Linked DNA regions of Homo sapiens: all the other regions are linked to region 2. Evidence: chromatin contacts called from ENCODE Hi-C data. All regions are on one chromosome and are shown on one strand. The core of a region is the stretch at or near the end of the contact, and the rest is flanking DNA. Distances in the headings are between cores, read along the strand shown. Region 1 holds the start of TLE3 (TLE family member 3, transcriptional corepressor). Region 2 overlaps SMAD3 (SMAD family member 3). Region 3 has its middle 30 kb from the start of USP3.

Evidence for each region. A loop is a pair of places that touch in the nucleus more often than their neighbours do. Pooled maps may share reads with other maps.
Region 1: a loop to region 2 is called in a map with no recorded cell type, with 9 times the contacts of the local background. The contact joins the promoter of TLE3 here to the enhancer-like site in region 2. A Hi-C loop is called at or near these places in 2 of 37 single-sample maps with no recorded cell type and 2 of 50 pooled maps.
Region 3: a loop to region 2 is called in a map with no recorded cell type, with 8 times the contacts of the local background. The contact joins two enhancer-like sites. A Hi-C loop is called at or near these places in 3 of 37 single-sample maps with no recorded cell type and 2 of 50 pooled maps.

The regions. Positions count from the first base shown.
Region 1 is chr15:70,096,618-70,099,319 of GRCh38, forward strand. It overlaps TLE3 (TLE family member 3, transcriptional corepressor), which reads right to left and starts at 1,300. Exons shown (of 20, transcript NM_001105192.3): 1 at 158-1,300. The coding sequence starts at 181. RefSeq lists silencers at 439-558, 569-738, 2,328-2,407, 2,478-2,627 and enhancers at 1,558-2,532, 2,620-2,702.
Region 2 is chr15:67,083,721-67,086,583 of GRCh38, forward strand. All of the region lies in intron 1 of SMAD3 (SMAD family member 3), which reads left to right. Among named protein-coding and RNA genes, the nearest start is that of SMAD3, 20 kb to the left of the region's middle. RefSeq lists an enhancer at 1-49. Within about 2 kb of position 1,596, at least 10 of the 41 ENCODE cell types and tissues checked have a DNase peak (open chromatin) inside an H3K27ac peak, as active enhancers do.
Region 3 is chr15:63,472,848-63,475,547 of GRCh38, forward strand. No RefSeq gene overlaps it. Among named protein-coding and RNA genes, the nearest start is that of USP3, 30 kb to the right of the region's middle. RefSeq lists enhancers at 552-611, 1,532-1,841, 2,432-2,551. Within about 2 kb of position 1,429, at least 17 of the 41 ENCODE cell types and tissues checked have a DNase peak (open chromatin) inside an H3K27ac peak, as active enhancers do.

The DNA of each region.
Region 1 (2,702 bases), core at 50-2,549, 3.0 Mb after region 2:
AACGGCGCCCCCCGGCCGCATCCCCCTTTGTGTGAGAGCACACACACAAACACACACACCATAAAGGTAGCAACAAGCAAAATGGAGGTGCCAGATAAACTGCCTCGTTTACCCTGCCATGATAGATGCTTAAATAAACCGAGTTGCAATTACTCACCGGATGTCTGCCCTGCGGATACATGGCAGGGAGGGGTCGTGATTCCGAGAGCGTGGAAGCGCCGAGAGCCCGGGCCGGGGAGGTGCGGGGGAGGGGGGAGCCGAGCCCGAGCGGGGGGCGGCCGGGAAACCGAGAGCTCGCCCCCGGCCCCCCCAGCTCGTTCTCGCAGCGAAATCCCAGAGTCGGGCGCCCGCCCCAAGTGGAGACAAAGAGCCGCGGAGCAGGCGGCAAAGTCGTCGGCGGGCGCCGGGGCCGGGCGGCGGGCGCGGGCTTTGTGCGCCTAGGGCTCGGCGGGCAGCGGCCGGCCGCCTTCCCTGGGCTGCGTCGAGCGCGTCAATGCCTGGGACTGCGCGGACATCGTCGGCTCCCCAGCAGGTCCGGCGCGGGGTCCCGAGGCCGGGGGCCCCTCCTGGGGCGAGCTCGGGCCCCCTCCGGGTCACTCAGCGGGTCGCGCCTGTAGGGGGGCGCGCCGGGGCAGCCCCAAGCATCCGGGGCGCGCGGGTCCGATCCTAGAGGCGTCCGGGCCTGGGGCTCGCGGCGAGAAGAGGAAGGAGGCGGGCTACGAGGTGGTGGCTTGGGGCCGCAGGAGCGCCGGAGGGTGAGGGCGGGAGCCCGGCGCGGGCGCTTCGACGCCCCCCCTCGGAGAGGAGAGCCTGCTGTTCCGTCTGCTACTGCCGCTGCCGCCGCCGCCGCCGCCGCTGCAAGCCCTTCCCAGGGCCGGGGAGGAACTCCGGGCTCAGTAGGTGCAAATCAAACGCCCTGGCATCCTAAGTCCAGCGGGCACGGGAAGCCTCCGCAAAGGGTTCTCGCTGCTCCCAGCTTGAGCACCGCGTCCCCACCGAGGAGCGCTCAGCGCCACCGCCGCTGCCGCGTCGGAGCGCACAGGCAGGAGAGCGCTGGAGGGGAGACGCAGCCCGAGACCGGGGAGCTCTACGGCTTCCTTCCTTCCCCTCGGCCCGGCTCTCCTCTCCGCGCCCCGGCAAACCCCCAAAACACACACACCCAACACACACACACGCGCGCACGCACACACACACACACCAAAAAAAAAAGTGCCCCGGACCTACGGATACCACACACAGACAGGCGAAGGGGACGAGCACGAGGTCTGAACTGCCGCGAGAGCAGTTCCAAATAGGGACTGAAAAGTAACAAAATAATGTGGCAGCTTCGTCCGGCGCTGGCCAATGGGAGCGCGGGGCCCCCACGTGGGGCTGCGGGACTCGGCCTACGACTGGGTGCCGCTGGGCGCGACGTCACAATGCCCTCTTGTGTCTAAAACTATGCATGAAAAGTAGCAATCAGGCCCTACCCGCTGGTGACTTTCGCATGGGAGTGAAAAACAGCGCTCCTCAGATCAGGAATTAACCGAAAGACATATAATAAATAGATATATATTATAGTCCTGGGCTGCTCGAGTTTTTTTCCTCCTTTTTTTTCCCACGGTCTACTAGCAAATAATTATTTAGCGGGAGGAGGAAAGAGGGAAGACAGAGGAATAACAACAAAAGAAAATAAGACAAGCTGTACAATCTTCAAAACCTGTGGCTGGTAGTAATGTATCAGTTTATTCTGCAGCGGCGGCGAACGATTCCTCCCTCTAATCTCATTAGGTCTGCAAAGCAGCCCAATTAGATACTATAAAACAAACAATCACTTTGTCACTTTAATGTTTTCACTTCAAAAGATTTAGGACTGATAAAACGGTGGCTCCTAAAGTTGCCTCCGACCTTTAAAAATTTGCTCGGAACTCAGGATGTCCCCTTTTCTTCACCCCTTCTTCTGCCCGCCTCCCCCACATTAGCCCCCAGCTCTCCTTTGTTCACTCGCCCTTCTTTTCAGAAAGCCAAATAAACAGCTCCTTTGATGTGCGGCGGCTGCCTGCGAGGAGAAGTCTGAGGGACTCTGGCTAGGCGGGCAGCGCAGATGGAAGGGCCCGGCTGCCCGTGGACAACAGGCTCAGCCACGGCTGGCCCCATTCGGGGCGCCTTCCCCGTGGGCACAACTTCACCCTCGACGCAGCCTCGCCGCGCGGGCTCCTCACTGCATCCCCAGGCTGAGGGGGTTGGGGATGGGGTCGGGACCCTGCTCGGCCGAGGCCCGGGAACTCCGAGTTCCCACCTGGTTTGCTCAGCCTGCTCCCGGCAGTGCCACGGCGTTGGCGGAAGCCTGTAGGTGTCTCGGTCGCTAGCCTGGACACTCCGAGGGACGCGGACGCTCCCCCGCTCGCTCGCCCCGGCCCCGGGCCCCCCGGACCCCCCGCTTGGTCGCACAGGCCACTCGACTCCGGGGCCAGCTTGCCCGCAAACCGATGGCCTCGCCCTCCCGCGCTCGGGGTTACGGCGGGGCAGACGAGCAAGCAGGGAGTGGACCTCAAAGCGCGCACCGCCCGGTGGACGGCCAAGGCGGGACCCCCGGGGCCCTCCCCGGCAAGTCCGCGAGCCCGCGCGCGAGCCGGCCGCGCGTCCCCGGATCTATATTTTCCCCTCATTAGGAGCCGGAGGTTCGCTTTTGCATCTTAATGAGGAGCTGAGAGCTAGCGGGC
Region 2 (2,863 bases), core at 346-2,845:
ACCTGAACATCCCTACAATATCTGAAATTGAATGTTTGCCATTTCTTCTTCTTTCTCCTCACACAACCTACTCTGATGTTCATGATTACTGGAGCCCCCAGGTTCTAAAAAGTGTTGAATTAGCAAGTGAACAAATAAAATGAGACCCAAAGAAACTGTGATCTTAGCATCCTGTTTTCTGGGTGAGGTTGAGGGTCCTTGGCCTCTCTTGCTGGTGGAGATGGGCTTTATGACTTTGGGGAAGTCAACTTGACTTCCTGGGTGTTGGTCTTCTCTTCTACAAAATGACAAGCTTGAAGGGAGAATCTGAAAGAATCTGTGTATCCGTTCTCAGATTTTCTTTTTTTTTCTTTTTTTTTTTTTTTTTTTTTTTGAGATGGAGTCTCGCTCTGTCGCCCAGGCTGGAGTGCAGTGATGCGATCTCGGCTCACTGCAAGCTCTGCCTCCGGGGTTCATGCTATTCTCCTGCCTCAGCCTCCCGAGTAGCTGGCACTACAGGCGTCTGCCACCACACCTGGCTAATTTTTTTTTTTTGTATTTTTAGTAGAGACGGGGTTTCTTTGTGTTAGCCAGGATGGTCTCCATCTCCTGACCTCGTGATCTGCCTGCCTCGGCCTCCCAAAGTGCTGGGATTACAGGCATGAGCCACCGTGCCTGGCCAGTCTCAGATTTTCATGATAGCCCTCTGAACTCTCCTTGGCTTCTTGCCTTTGGCTGTTTTCTCAATGCATATATTTTCCTGGGGGACAAATCTAAGTTTTCATCTGATGCTCTGCCTTCAGAGGGGAACCATTCCTTAATGACCTATTTAATTGTATTATCATTGTTGTTTAATTCATCACATATTTACTGAGCTTCTTTTGTTGGTGGTGGTGCCATCAGACACAGTGGTCCAGGAGCTGCAATGCGTTGCTGATGAGGATGGTCACACATAGCTCTGCCCTCATGGAGCGTCCCAGGGTGAAATGAGACCTCCCCTGAGAACCGACTCCCAGGGTAGGGGAAATCAGTCTGCAGGCAAAGAGGAATTCAAATTTAGCCTGAAGCACAGGTTTTCTGTGCTTCTAGGCACCGGCTGCATTCCAACCGTAGTGCCATAAAAATACAGGAAGGAAGGGAAACGTGTTCACAGGTTGGTTAGAGATGTGGAAACCAACAATCAGCTCTCTCTTATCCGTAAGAAACTAGAATCTACTGCTGGCTTCAGTCCCTCAGACCTGCTGCTCAACAGAGTGCCCTTTCAAACCTGGGTTAGACTCTGTGCTAATGGCTTTTTTCATGAACCTCAGACAGCCGGAAAGTATATTCTTTGAGGATTATGATCGACTAGGATGCTCGGGAATCTTTAAAGAGAAGCACTATCTTGGCTATATTTGCCCTCAGTTGTTTTAAGGCCAGTGAGGAGACTGAGCATTTCAGAGGTGAAGCATTTAGAGGATGGCCTCTGAAAGCATACGGCTCAGTAAACAACTGACCCATCCTTTGTCACCGTTTTTGTCCAGCGGCTGTCACCATAGGGGCTCCTCTGGTGTGGAGGAGAGAGAATTAGAGGCAGCAGGCCTGGGTTCTAGGTCTGCCTCATTGTGAACCAGCTTCAGGACCTTGGGTGAGTCACTTTTCTGCCCTGGCCCCTGGCTTCCTCTTCTATAAACTGAAGGTGTTGGCTTAGCAGGATTTTAAAGTTTCTTCCACCTTAAAAACTCTGATTCCTGCACTTGCATTCAAAGAAATGACTCTATTACTCATTTGAATAGTTTCAGAATCACTGTATAGTCAACTCTGGACTAGAAATGGGGGCCTGCAGTTGAGGACAGGATGGAAAGAGGTTTGGGGTTCAGGGTGGGCTGTGAGGGCTAGGATTCTTGATTCCTCATGATTTGCAATTGGTTGTTGGTGTTACCATGGAAGGTTCTCAACCATGGCTGCTTTTAAAAATTTTGATGCTCAGACCACCCCTGGAGACCAGTGAATTTCAAATTTCTACAGGCCGGCCTGGGGAAATCCATGTTTTTTAACTTTCCTAGGTGATTCCGGTATGTGGCCGGGATTGAGAATCACAGCCATAGATGCTTATGTAAAGCTGTGTTCAGTGTTACAGGCATCTGTTCTGGGTGGAAAGTGATAGTGGTTGGTCAAAAAAAAAGCGTGCACACACACACACACACACACACACACACACATACACAGAGAACAGCTCTAGGTTCTGGAAGTGTGTTGATTTGGTCACCACAAGTGCTGGTGGTGAGTAGTTGCCCTGAGGTTTGGAGTTCCAGTTCCCTCCTATCTCTGGGTCAGTGGTTTCTCAACATCTTTGAAGTAGTGAAACCATCTGTAGTTGGTTATTTCTGCTCAGAAACTCACAGTACAAAGTGGGGGGTGGTGCAGGGGGGTGGAGCTGGAATGGATTAAACAGGCCCTTACAAATGCCCACACTTTTTTCATGAAACTAAGTTAGAGGCCTTAGCCAACTCCAGCATACCTTAGTGTCAGTTCTTTGGCATTGCCCCGGTGGATTCTAGGGGCTGTGAAGGCTGTAGGGGTGTGTGTTACTCCCTGCTGCTTTGGTGAGAGAGTGTCCCTGTCTTTGGCTGAGAGCATCCTGTCCTGCCACTTCATCAGCAGTAGCATCTAAACAGCCCTTGAAGGGAATCAGTATCTACAGCCTAAGAAATCTGATGGGACACATCTCTCTGCATTAAAATATTAACAGAAAAGGTCAAACTGGGAAGGGGCAGCTAAGTTGGAATATCTCATTCAGGTAAAGGGATGGGCTTGTGGATCCTTAATTGGTGTGAAATGCGCCCTAGGAGGGGAGACTATATCAGTGCTGAAAGCCCTTGAGGGCTTTCACAGATGAAGGGGG
Region 3 (2,700 bases), core at 179-2,678, 3.6 Mb before region 2:
TTTATTGGAGCTAGGGCCTTTATCAGGAACTGAGAGCCATAGCCATCTCATTGTAAATTCAGACCACCACCTACATGACCTGTGCTGGCCAGCTTGGTCTCATACAGCCCCCTCAGTGTCTGATTCCCCAAGATTTTTATATGTTACCCACATGGGTGCTACGGTCAGTCCCATCATGTTTCCAGCTCAGGAGGCTAAAGGCCCAATCACGAATTTGGTTCTTTGTATTGCACAACAGCAGGGCATTTTAAAGTCAAATTGAGCCAATCCACTCATTTGACACTCAACAAATATTTGCCCATTGCTACAGTGTGCTTAAGAGATTTACCCAAAAGGAACAGAGAAAGGGGTAGGGTGAGAAAACACTGAGGTCAGATTATAATGAGAGTGGTTTTTCTCACTGAGGTTTCACTTGGTATGTCCAAATTAGATAGAGATGTGTTTCTCATTGAGTTTGAAAAGGAAATATTATCTTTAAGTCTTTAGGTTCCCAACTTCATGAAGATGGAGCCAGGTGATAAGTGGCATCAAATGCCATTCTGAGCAACATGTTAAACACTCAGAAAGCAAGATGGGTCCCATGTGGCCTGGTGATTTTCCCTAAATGCATGCAGCTCTTACTCGCCCGGAGGCTTGTCCACAGCTGTGGTGGTTATGACGGTGGTGATGGAGATCACCCACTTTGTGCCAGGCACTCTGAAAAGTGCTTCCCTTACATTCTCTCTAAACCTAACCACCTAACCACACCCTGCAAGGTAGACATCTTACACGTGAGGAAATCAGAGTGCAGGGAGGTGGGTGGATTTGTCCAAGATCGTACTGCCATGTAGGGGCAGAGCCAGGATCTGAATTCAGATCTTGTCGCTAAAGGTTATGACCATTCCATCGTCATGCCATCTCCCACTGCTTCAAAATGGGAAGGAAGTTTCCCATTTTTGAACAAAAGCATCTGGCCAATGGATCTCAAACTTTAGTGTGCATCAGAGTCTGTGTTAATAGAATGCAGATTGCGGGGTCTGAGCCCCAGAGTTTCTGATTCATTAGGTCTAAGGCAGGGCCTGCTAATCTGCATTTCTAGCAACCCCAGATTTGCTGGTGTTGCAGCTAGCCCTGGGACCTTGCTCTGAGAACCACTGCTCTTGGGGTTAACAGAAGATGATGCTACTGCCTCCTCCTCCTCCTCTTTCTGTTCATTTTGACATCTCCAAAACCGATCCATTTCACCTGCCTGAAGAAGAGGGCCGGGGCGAATGCTGCCCTCACTTCTGCCCATCTGTTTCCTGGGAGTCTGTGTGGGAGGCTATAGGCTCCTCACTGACCCAGCGCAGAGGATTCCTGGCTAAGCCATTGGCTCCCAGTTGTTTACAGACACATCTACTCTCAGGTCACTGCTCTCTCTCTCTCTCAACCCCAGGGGGCATTCCCAGGCCTCTCTGGGCTTTCTGTTCTCTCACAGCTTCTCTGCAGACTGAACCTGCTTTCATCTGCTTAGTCAAGTGTGGTTTATGAACTCTGATTGCCTACAACACCCTCTCTTCATTAGTCAGACTTTGGACTGGGAATGAGAGATCTTTTCCAGGGTAATATGGGACACACAGGCTGCTTCTGTCACCTGGGATCCTTGCTGCTCTGGGAAAGATAAACTTTCTAGCATCTTGTTGACCTTCCCAAGTTATAGTTTGACAAGGGAACATATGTTTCAAAGGCTTGTGGACTTTTAGACTTGGAAGAGATCTTGGTGGAAAAAAAGGAAGGGAAGAGAACAAACACTTATTGAGAATCTGCCAAGTGTCAGGCACAAGGCCAGAGACTTAATATGTGCCACAGTATTTACTCTTCACAGTAACCCTATGAGATAGGGTTTGGGTTTTTTCATTTTAATCCCCATATATAGATGAGAAACTGAGATTCTAAGTTTAGCAACTGGTAAGGGTCACACAGCTAGCTAGTGGCAGAACCAGGATTTGAACCCAGGTCTACCCATATTCTCTCTTCTACTGCTCGCCCAGCAGTCCATAGCATTGATGGTCTCCATAATGTGATATCCATTGATTGTCCTGGCTTGCTAAGACACCGTGTGTCAGTCATACAGTGGTCAGTGCTGGGGAAGCAAGGACTAGTCCAGTTAGAGAAGCCGGTAGTGGGTGGTAGGAGGAACTGAGAAAACGGGTCATGGTTGAGTGCTGCATGAGCAGGTGGGAGGTGCCAGGAGTCTGTAGAGTTAGTAACAAGAGCTGCTGGGAGCAGGTCAAAGCAAGCAAGATGACAGTCATCTCCAAGGAAAGATGAGCAGCCAGCCAGGGGCCTCGACTCCGGCAAAGCTAGCCAGGGCTGCTCTAAAGAGCCAGGTGCCAGCCCTCCCGCCCAGGTGTGGGTCTGCTTGAAGACAGTCCCCCTGCCCTCCACGTCCATCAGTGTGTGCTTTGTGCCCAGCATTGTGCCCAGCATTGTGCTAGGTGTTGACGCTCCTTTTTTTTTTTTTTTTTTTTTTTGAGACAGAGTTTTGCTTTTGTCACCCAGGCTAGAGTGCAGTGGCACGATCTGGGCTCACTGCAACCTCCGCTTCCCGGGTTCAAGTGATTCTGCTGCCTCAGCCTCCTGAGTAGCACACACCACCACTCCCAGCTAATTTTTGTATTTTTAGTAGAGACGGGGTTTCACCGTGTTGGCCAGGATGGTCTGGATCTCTTGACCTCGTGA